Linked DNA regions of Homo sapiens: region 2 is linked to region 1. Evidence: read pairs that join two places in POLR2A ChIA-PET (ENCODE). Cell type or tissue: PC-9. All regions are shown on one strand. Each heading gives the region's core, and the rest is flanking DNA. Links, peaks and the distances in the headings are about the cores only. Region 1 overlaps BASP1-AS1 (BASP1 antisense RNA 1). Region 2 overlaps MYO10 (myosin X).

The links. Peaks named below come from ENCODE experiments on the same cell type or tissue, not always from the same donor. Only the 100,000 strongest peaks of a DNase experiment are listed, where the experiment ranks them.
Region 2: POLR2A ChIA-PET joins it to region 1 with 7 read pairs; 4 of 35 experiments call an interaction of 5 or more read pairs at or near these places.

What each region holds. Positions count from the first base shown.
Region 1 is chr5:17,168,089-17,173,469 of GRCh38, forward strand. The region is part of intron 1 of BASP1-AS1 (BASP1 antisense RNA 1); the gene reads right to left. It overlaps LOC105374664 (a long non-coding RNA gene), which reads left to right. Exons shown (of 4, transcript XR_001742614.2): 3 at 2,675-2,792; 4 at 4,126-4,199. Among named protein-coding and RNA genes, the nearest start is that of MIR10522, 15 kb to the left of the region's middle. RefSeq lists a silencer at 4,712-5,006. In PC-9, for the core only: no CTCF peak of the experiment used is centred there; no DNase peak of the experiment used is centred there.
Region 2 is chr5:16,813,592-16,818,972 of GRCh38, forward strand. MYO10 (myosin X) reads right to left here. Exons shown (of 41, transcript NM_012334.3): 3 at 4,418-4,576. Among named protein-coding and RNA genes, the nearest start is that of MYO10, 120 kb to the right of the region's middle. In PC-9, for the core only: no CTCF peak of the experiment used is centred there; a DNase peak (open chromatin) is centred at 2,040; H3K27ac peaks cover 989 bases.

The DNA.
Region 1 (5,381 bases), core at 106-5,105:
CTGAGAGCAAGCAGTTCACGTGTAGAGTTGATAAATAAGTGTCATACTGGGGATGCCTGGTCAGAAATCTTTTACTGATAGGGCCACATGACCCAGAAAGTTTGGGCTTTAATGGTGTATCAGAGAGATGAGAAGCAGGCAGGCTAGATAGAAGCAGATAGGTTTTTGCAAGTGAGAGGAGAGGGGGCAGTCGGGACAGTGAGATAAAGAGGAAGAGGCAGAGGGGATGGTATTTAGGAGGTAAATTCTACAGGATTTGGTGACTGATGATTGATGAATTTTGAGTGAATCTTTGATAAGACACCCCGCCATGAAAAACAATTTTGTCTCCTTAGTGCTTCTAGAGACCTGCCATCATTTCTGTGATGGCAAAATTATCTACCTAGTTATTTGTCAGTCTTCTTCCTCTCTCCAAATGCCTTTGGAGTTGTATCTCCAGTAATTTAGTGGATACTAAATACATGTTGCTATGTGAATATTACATGAAATGTTTTAACAGCTCAAAATATGGAAGATAAACTTTTTTTTTTTTTTCCTGAGATAGGGTCTTGATCTGTCGCCCAGGCTGTAGTGCAGTGGCGCAATCTCAGCTCACAGCTCACTGCAATTTCCACCTCCCGGGGTCAAGCGATTCTCCTGCCTCAGCCTCCTGAGTAGCTGGGACTATAGGCATGTGCCACCATGCCTGGCTAATTTTTATATTTTTAGTAGAGATGGAGTTTCCCCATGTTGGCCAGGCTGCTCTCAAACTCCTGACCTCAGGTGATCCACCCACCTCGGTCCCAAAGTGCTGGGATTATAGGTGTGAGCCTGCACCTGGCCTAAGAAACATTTTTGAATTAGAGAGCGTTCTTGGCTAGACTCTGTGGCTCACGCCTGTAATCCCAGCACTTTGGGAGGCCAAAGAGGCAGGATTGCTTGAGCCCAGGAGTTCAAGACCAGCCTGGGCAACATGGCAAGACCCTGTCCATAGAAAAAATTTTAAAAATTAGCTGAGTGTGGTGGTGCGTGTCTATGGTCCCAGCTACTGGAAGCTGAGGCAGAAGGGTCACTTGAGCCTGGGAAGTTGAGGCTGCAGTGAACCATGTTTGTGCCACTGTACTCCAGCCTGGGTGACAGAGCAAGACTCTGTCTAAAAAAAAAAAAGAGAGAGAGAGAGTGTTTCATATAATTGTAGGTTTTTATTTCAATAAAATAATCATGCATTATGATATGACGTGGACTCAGGGATCTTAACACCAGCCTTAGGATTCTGCATTACAATTTGGAAATTACTAGGGATTTGTCAATGACTACTGTTTGAAATTTACATGGTGATAAAGGACATTATTTTACTACCTGCAAGTATAAGAGTCAACATTAACCATGAAAGTTATTTTCTCCTTACGAAAATATAAAAGTCAAAATTAGCCATAAAAGTTATTTCCAAAGCATTTCCTTTTGAACATGCAAGGAATGCTGACTATTCAACAAACAGTAGTTGCATAAAGAAGATTTTTGGTCCCATGATCTGGCTGAAGCTTTGCACAAACAGCTGCTTATCTCATGAATGGAATTTCCTGTTAATATTCTTGCAGGCTAATTGTTCATCAAAAGTACAACAAATGTCAACAAACATCAGAAACGTGTTACATCTTAATATTTACAAGACAGCAGAAATAGTTCAGATGTTTAACTTGGTTGAGCTTAAAAGGCAAGAGTGCAATCTTTAGCCCTTGTCACAAACTAGTCTTGACGGGATTAATGCTATTCACATAAACCATTTGTTTTAAATGCCCTCTTTCCTGTTAATTTACAACAACATATGGCTTAAGATAGCACAGGATAAGGGAAGAAACAAAACTGTAACTTCAAACAGTATAGTTGAAAGCACCTTTGTTTTGAATGGATTTCATAGACTTTTCATCCCAACTACATATGGAAATAAATTTTCTTAGAATAAAAATGCTTCAAATGGACTCTTAGGCTGGGCGTGGTGGCTCACGCCTGTAATCTCAGCCCTTTGGGAGGCCGAGGCAGGAGGATCTCTTAAGGTCAGGAGATCAAGACCATCCTGGCCAACATAGTGAAACCCCGTCTCTACTGAAAATACAGAAATTAGCTGGGCATGGTGGTGAATGCCTGTAATCCCAGCTACTCAGGAGGCTGAGGCAGGAGAATCGCTTGAACCCAGGAGGTGGGGGTTGCAGAGAGCTGAGATCACACCACTGCACTCCAGCTTGGGTGACAGAGCAAGACTCCGTATCAAAAAAAAAAAAAGGACTCTTAAATCCCGTGGCAGCAACCACAAAGATATCCACTTGTTTCAGTGAGAGGTGGGTTTCGTAGGGTAGAGGTCCCAGAAGTAGGAAGTAATATCATCAGACCACCAGGGTTCGGATCAGAGGTGAAATTTAGAATCAGTAGAGACTTCCTGAAACACAGACAACAGATTTTTTTTTATAAGGCATTTCCAGGTTTTTGTCTTTTTTTCTCTCAGTGAAAGTAGCATTTTTCACTGAGGTGTCAATTCAGGAGCTGTTTCAGGAAGGTGCTCAGGGAAGATATTTTAGTACAACACTCCGGCCTCCTTCATAATACTAATCACGCCCTATTTTCCTTTCCTTAGCCCTAACAAACTCAGAGTGCTGAAACACTGGAAGCCAGCTACAGGTCTTTTTCCTTTCTCTTCCAGATGGTATGCATCTTGTTCCTCTTTCAGACACAGGTGAAAATTGAAGTTTCTAGAAACTGGAGTTTCCTTCTCATCTTGTTGGCATCTTCCCCTGGGGAGAGGGGTAATACCTCCACAGGTACTGGGAGCCACTTTTTGGGTTATAAGGAGGGAAGTTTAGTTAGCCCCACCTCTGCCGTCTTGTCTATTCCTGTACAGTTTTAGGCAGGAAATGTCTCCATTGGATATTTGTGTTTAGTCTTTTTTTTTTTCTTTTGAGACGGAGTCTGGCTCTGTTTCCTGGGCTGGAGTGCAGTGGCACGATCTCAGCTCACTGCAGCCTCCGCCTCCTGGGTTCAAGTGATTCTCCTGCCTTAGCCTCCCATGTAGGTGGGACTACAGGCACGTGCCACTATGCCTGGCTAATGTTTGTATTTTTTTTTAGTAGAGATGGGGTTTTGCCATGTTGGCCAGGCTGGTCTTGAACTCCTGGCCTCAAGTGGTTTACCAGCCTCGGCCTCCCAAAGTACTTGGGATTATAGGCGCGAGCCACTGCACCCAGCCCTGGCTAATTTTTTTGAAAAGTTTTTCTGTAGGTTGGATATAGTGGCTCAATCCTGTAATTCCAGCACTTTGGGAGGCGGAGGCAGGAGGAACACTTGAGGCCAGGGGTTCGAGACCAGCCTGGGTAACATGGTGAAACCCTGTCTTTACTAAAAATACAAAACATCTTGGATCGCTTGAGCCTGGGAGGTCAAGGCTGCAGTGAGCTGTTACCGTGTTGCTGCACTCTGGCCTGGGTGGCAGAATGAGACCCAGTCTCAAAAAAAAAAAAATCATATCTATATCTATATATGTATACACACACACACACACACACACACACGTGTAGAGACAGGGTTTTGCCATGTTGCCCAGGCTGTCTCGAACTCTTGAACTCCTGGGGCTCAAGCACTCTGCTCACCTCAGCCTCCCAAAGTGCTGGGATTACAAGTGTAAGCCACCATGCCTGGCCTGTTTAGTTTTTTTTGTTTTTTGTTTTTTCTTTTTGAGACGGAGTCTCGCTTTGTCGCCAGGCTGGAGTGCAATGGGGCAATCTTGGCTCACTGCAGCCTCTGCCTCCTGGGTTCAAGCAATTCTCCTGCCTCAGCCTCCTGAGTAGCTGGGATTACAGGCGCCTGCCACTATGCTCGGCTAATTTTTTTGTATTTTTAGTAGAGACGGGGTTTCACCACATTGGCAGGATGATCTTGATCTCCTGACCTTGTGATCCACCCTCCGTGGCCTCCCAAAGTGCTGGGGTAAGGCTGGCATTGTAATTTTGATATAAAAGAAATACAAATTAAAAAATAAAAGGCATGAAGAAGGTTAAATTTTAATTGGGAGTATTGGTACGAATCTGTAATTTCAGTGTATGCATAGCTCCTAGTCTTGATTTAAAGTGTTTATCTGTGCATGTATTCCTAATCAAGGAACCTAGAGGTGATGGTGTCCAGTAGCCATGAGATACCTGCTGCCCAGAATGGGTTTCTAAAGGCTATTAAAAGGAACCAGATCTCTTGGAGAATGGCTGATCCTAGGCTTGATTCAAGGAAAGTTCAAGGTGAGAATGGGAATCTTACCATGCCAGAAAGCAAAAAAGTGTCAAAAGCCAATGAAGTCATGTCGAAAGGTTAAGGACTAGCTTGACAGCCTTCCCACCAGGGAAGAATTTTAGAAGAATTTGAGCATTATTAAGAATGATAAATGTTAGTGATTGTAAAATGTGGAGTAAATAAAAATATCTACATCTGTAGTTATAAAAAAGAAAGGAAGAATGAGAAAAAGAGGAGGTCTGGAAGTAACTACTGTAAAACTCTTTCCTCTGGAAATGGGTAACGATGTGGAAAAATTAGCATTTACTCTGCCTTTATAAACCAATCAGTGGTTCATCTCAAGTTGATGAGGAAATGCTTCTCATCATGGGAGAATGCCAGCTAAGAAATATAAAGGATGACAGAATTTAAAAACAATTATTCAACTCTCATATGCTATGGGGAGAAACACAAGATGGTCCAGCCACCATGAAAAAGAATTTAGCAGTTTCTTATGAAGTTAAACACACATTTACTAAACAACTTAGTGATTCTACTTCTAAGTATTTACCCAAGTGAAATGAAAACTTTAGTTCACACAAAGGCCTGGAAGAGAATGTTTCTACGACTTTATTTGGAATTGCTCCAAACTGAACACAACCCATCTGTCCTTCAATTTGGGAATTTGGGACTGAATAAACAAGCTGGCATACAATGGAACACAATGGAATACGTGGAATACGGTTCAGTAATAAAAAGGAAAAAACTGCTGATGCATAGAACAACATGGAGGGATCTCAAATGCATTGTGCTAAGTGAAAAAAAAAACCAGACTCAAAAGGCTGTACAATGTATAATTCTAGGTGTGTGACATTCTGGAAAAAGCAAATCTAACAGGACAGAAAAAAGATCAGTGGCTGCCAGGGGCTGGGGCTGGGCGAGAGTTGACATGGAGGAATTTGGAGGGGATAGTGGAACTGCTCTATATCTTTTTTTTTTTTTTTTTGAGATGGAGTCTTGCCCTGTCGCCAGGCTGGAGTGCAGTGGCATGATCTTGGCTCACTGCAACCTCTGCCTCCCAGGCTCAAGTGATTGCCTTGCCTCAGCCTCCCAAGTAGCTGAGTCTACAGGCATGCATCACCACTCCTGGCTAA
Region 2 (5,381 bases), core at 81-5,080, 350 kb before region 1:
ACGTATGGTGGGCAGAATAATGGCTCCTCCCGCAAAGACATCCATCCACACTCATCCCAGAGCCTGTGACTAGATAATGTCACATGGCAAAGGGGCTCTGCACAGGTGATTATGGTTATGAAGCCTGAGATGGGGAGATCATCCAGGGAGGCCCAATCTAATCATGTGAGGCCTTAAAAGCAGACAGCCTTTCTTGGCTGCAGTCAGAGAGAGAGAAAGAAGACAGTGGAGGAGAAGGAGGAAAGATTTGAAGCCATGAGAGGGAAACAATACATGGTTACTGGCACTGAAGATGAAGAAAGGGAGCCACAGATCAGGAGACCAGGGAATGTGAGCGGCCTCTAGAAGCTGGGAACAGCCCTCAGGTGACAGTCAGCAAGAAAACAAGGACCTCAGTCCTCCAACTGCAAGTAACTGAATTCAGCCAACGACACAATGAGCAGGAAACGGATCCTCCTCTAGAGCATCTGGAAACAGACGCAGCCCTGCTGACCCTTTGATTTCTGCTGGTGAGACTTATGGGACTTTCAACCTACAGAACTGTAATCTTCATTTATTTATTTTTTCCTGAGACGGAGTCTCGCTCTGTCACCCAGGCTGGAGGGCAGTGCGCGATCTCGGCTCACTGCAAGCTCCGCCTCCCGGGTTCACGCCATTTTCCTGCCTCAGCCTCCCGAGTACCTAGGACTACAGGCGCCCGCCACCACACCCGGCTAATTTTTTTGTACTTTTTTTTTTAGTGGAGACGGGGTTTCACCATGTTAGCCAGGATGGTCTCGATCTCCTGACCTCGTGATCCGCCCGCCTCGGCCTCCCAAAGTGCTGGGATTACAGGCGTGAGCCACTGTGCCTGGCCGTTTTGTTTTTTTAAGTTGGTACACTTATGGTAACTGGTTATCCAGCAAAAGAAAACTAATGCAACATCTCTGGAACAATTCAAGTCATTTTATTTTTTTTCTCTTTTAAAGATATAGACAGGCATTGCTCCGAGCCAGGATCAAATGTGGAGAAGCAGTGGCTGTTCTGACAGGTGGCGGTCTTGTCTCGATGTGAGCGGAGTCCAACAGACGCTGACATCTCCGGTGAATGGCTTCAATGATAATTTTAAAAAATCATGGTGGCTGCTTTATGGATAATATACAATTTTGCAAGCCTCAAACGGAAGGTCTACAATGGCATAATTAACTGAACTGAACTGCAAATTGGATGCACAAAAATCCTACGGGTTTCCCCTTAGAAAGGAAGAATATGACCTTATTCCAAGACCAAGATCTTATTCATAGTATGTATTGGCAATTTAGCTGTCAGGTTTAACATTATTATCATGAAAAGAGGAAAATAAATAAAAAACTTTTTAAAAGGGTCTGCCTTTTAAACCCTTGTGTAGTTTTTTTTTCCTTCTAATTTACTTACTTTTTCTTGACTATTGAAAATGTACAATAACAACTTGTGTCTAGGTGGGCATGCTGGCACGTGCCTGTAATCCCAGGTACTCAGGAGGCTAAGGCAGGAGGATCACTTTAGCTCAGGAGTTTGAGTCTAGCCTGGGCAACATAGCAAGACACTATTACAAAAAAAAACAAACTTGTGTTTTTTCTCTAATGACAGCAAAGTATGAGTTTCAAAATATAGATTGAGCATCCCTTGTGTGAAATGCCTGGGACACAAAGTGTTGTGGATTTCAATATTTTTTGGATTTTGGAATATTTGCATACTATGTACTGGTTAAGCATAATTTAAGTTAAATTCAAAATCCAAAATATTCCCAATGAGCATTTCCTTTCAGCAACACATCAGCATGCAAAATGTCTTGGATTTTGAAGCATTGTGGATTTGGAGTTTTTGGATTAGGTATATTCAACCTATCTGCACCTACAAGAGACATACACCAATAAAAAATTTTAAAATCCAGGTTCACATTTTATCAACTACAAGACTTTGTAATATGAATGGCATTTATTTTATAAACATTTATTGCACAACTACCAGGTGCCTGGCAGTGTCCTTGGTTCCAGGAAGACAAAATAAGTCCTTGACAAACCTAGCAAAGAAACTGCTATGTAAACAAATAGTTACACGACAGTGTCAAATATTTAATAATAACAACACACGCACAGTGCAGCGGTCATGTGGATACCTATGCAGTGGTATTCTATGGGAAAGAGGTGGTTCACTGGTCATCTACAAGGGGATCTTTGAGATGAGAACAGAGAAATAAATGCACATTATGCCAGCTCATGCAAAACACAGAATGCATCGCCACTTTCACACCAACAGGTATAAACATTACCTTTTCTGAACATATGGAAAATATTTTAATCTAAAGACAGGACAAGCTAGCTCAGCAAGTCAGAGGAAGACAGCATGATTGAATTTCTCTGGACAGGGCTGTTTGAAAACATTTGGCAAACATTAGGTCGATTTGACAAAAATGACACTTTCACAGTGTAAAAAAAAAAAAAAAAAAAGGGCGGGGCACAGTGGCTCATGCCTGTAATCCCAGCACTTTGGGAGGCCGAGGCGGGCGGATCACAAGGTCAGGAGATCGAGACCATCCTGACCAACATGGTGACCTTGTCTCTACTGAAAATACAAAAATTAGCTGGGCGTGGTAGCACACGCCTGTAGTCCCAGCTACTCGGGAGGCTGAGGCAGGAGAATCACTTGAACCCAGGAGGCGGAGCCTGCAGTGAGCCAAGATAGTGCCAGTGCACTCCAGCCTGGTGACAGAGTGAGACTCTGTCTCAAAAAAAAAAAAAAAAGGCAAATACACTCTTTTTTTTTTTAACTGAGGAAAATTTAGCAGTTTAAACCCATAAATATATAATTCTTTCTCTTTCCCAGCTCCTTTCTCAGTCTAAGGGTAGATAAATTGGAAGAACCTGAATATTAAGCATGCCTTGAGTTTCAATTAGCACCTACTATCCATTTTAAGGCTGATTTTTCTTTTTTTTTTTTTTGAGATGGAGTCTTGCTGTCGCCTGGTTGGAGTGCAGTGGTGCGATCTTAGCTCACTGCAAACTCCGCCTCCCAGGTTCAAGCGATTCTCCTGCCTCAGGCTCCCGAGTAGCTGGGATTACAGGCACACGCCACCACGCCCAGCTAATTTTTGTATTTTTAGTAGAGACGGGGATTCACCATGTTGGCCAGGATGGTCCGATCTCTTGATCTCGTGATCCGCCCGTCTCAGCCTCCCAAAGTGCTGGGATTACAGGCGTGAGCCACCGCACCTGGCCTTTTTTTTCTGAGACAGAGTTTCGCTCTGTCACCCAGGCCGGAGTGCAGTGGCGCGATCTTGGCTCACTGCAACCTCTGCCTCCCGGGTTCAAGCAATTCTCCTGCCTCAGCCTCCTGAGTAGCCGGGATTACAGGCATGTGCCACCATGCCCAGCTAGTTTTTGTATTTTTAGTAGAGATGGGATTTCACCATGTTCGTCAGGCTTGTCTCAAACTCCAGACCTCGTGATCCGCCCACCTCGGCCTCACAAAGTGCTGGGATTACAGGTGTGAGCCACAGCACCTGGCAAAGGCTAATTTATTATTAATCATAATCACAAACATATTGGCAAAGAAATGTAACTCCTAAAGAATAAAAATGACTAAAAGATCAAGAGTTTTTAAAGTATTATAATTTTGGCTTAAAAACTATATAAATTTGAGCTGGACAAGAGAAATAAACATACATAACCAGTTGCCTTTAGTTTCCTATAAAGACTTGCAAACAGGCAGATGGAAAAGGGGAGAAAATCTGCAGGTCAACTGATCTTGACAGATAATGCAGTATCTGTACTTTCACGTCAAAAATTTATAACAAGTGATTCTTAAATATCACTTTATAATACAGGTATAGTCACATTTCATAGAAGTTGAGAGAAAAATGTGCATGACCACTTTTTATGTATTTCTCCATTCAAAATAGCAAACAGGAATCCCACAACTTAGAAAGATGGGTTCCCTTGAATGCAAGTTATCACCCTAGGGTGGGCTTCAGAGCCAGAAAAATGACTGAAAATCCACAGAAAGAGAAAAATCCAGAAAAGACAGCTTAAGCTCAAGTACTCATGTCCACAAGTCAACATTTTCCCTCGGTCAGTCTACAACTCCATGACTTCTTTCCGTGGCAGAACACTTAGAAACTGAACACAACACAGCGTATTCACAAGCAGCAAGGTCAAACTACCTCGATGTGCAGAAGGCCCTTCCACAGAAAGTAAATCCCCACTAATAAAACCTAGGCAATAAACTCTAGGAAAACATGATTTTTGACCCAAGTTTCTAATGTGGCAAATCCCTTGAAAACATAATTTTACTTAGATTAACAAGAATTCTCAAAAGGCAAGAAATACTCTCTGAAAACAAAAATAAGCATTCACTCAAACGTGAGGATCTTTTTAAAGGAATTACAAGTGGAACTTACATATATTTGATTTCTCTTATACCGCTGGAATAAGTTATACATGATGGAGCCGCCATGGAGCTCTGTCAAGGACGCCATGTCATCCACGCCCTCCTCGTTCGTGGGGTGCATAGCAGTCACCTTCTGGTGGGTAATTGTGCTCTGCTTGTAAGTGAATACCTGAGGGAGGGAGAGGAATTCAATTATTTCATTATCAGCAGTAAGTGATTTTTCACACAAGTTTCCCAAACTGACAATACAATCTCAGTATAATTTCAGGAAAAAGATTCTAAATTGGACAATCAAAAATATATCGCAAAAATCTCTTTCATTTTATGTCACCTATCTCTCTCTCTCTCTCTGTGTGTGTATGTATGTGTGTGTGTGTGTGTGCGTGTGTGTGTGTGTGTGTGTGTGTGTGTGTATATATATATATATACACATATCTTTGTTGTTGTTGTTGTTTTGAGGCATGATTTCACTCTGTTACTCAGGCTGGAGTGCAGTGGCATGATTACAGCTCACCGCAGCCTCCACCTCTGAGACTCAAGTGATCCTCCCACCTCAGCCTCCCGAGCTGGGACTACAGGCATGTGCCACCAGCCAGCTAATTTTTGCATTTTTTTTTTTTTTAGATACAGGGTTTTGTCATGTTGCCCAGGCTGGTCTCAAACCCCTGGGCTCAAGCAATCCACCTGTCTTGGCCCCCCAGAAGTGCTGGGATTACAGGCATGAGCCACAGAGCCCAGCTGTCACCTATATATTTCTAAAAGAAGCAATTATTTTGACCATTGCTATTAGATGTTCCTAAAAGATATTAGTTCAAGTATGAACCATCTTTTGGGAATCACAGAAATTATAAACTTATAGTTCACTTCTCTGCATTATTTCTCCATTTGATATAAATCAGTAACAATTAAGAAACTTTCTAAGTTTTAGAAAGTAATTTGGTTTCCCTATATAATGTTTCATATTGAATCACATA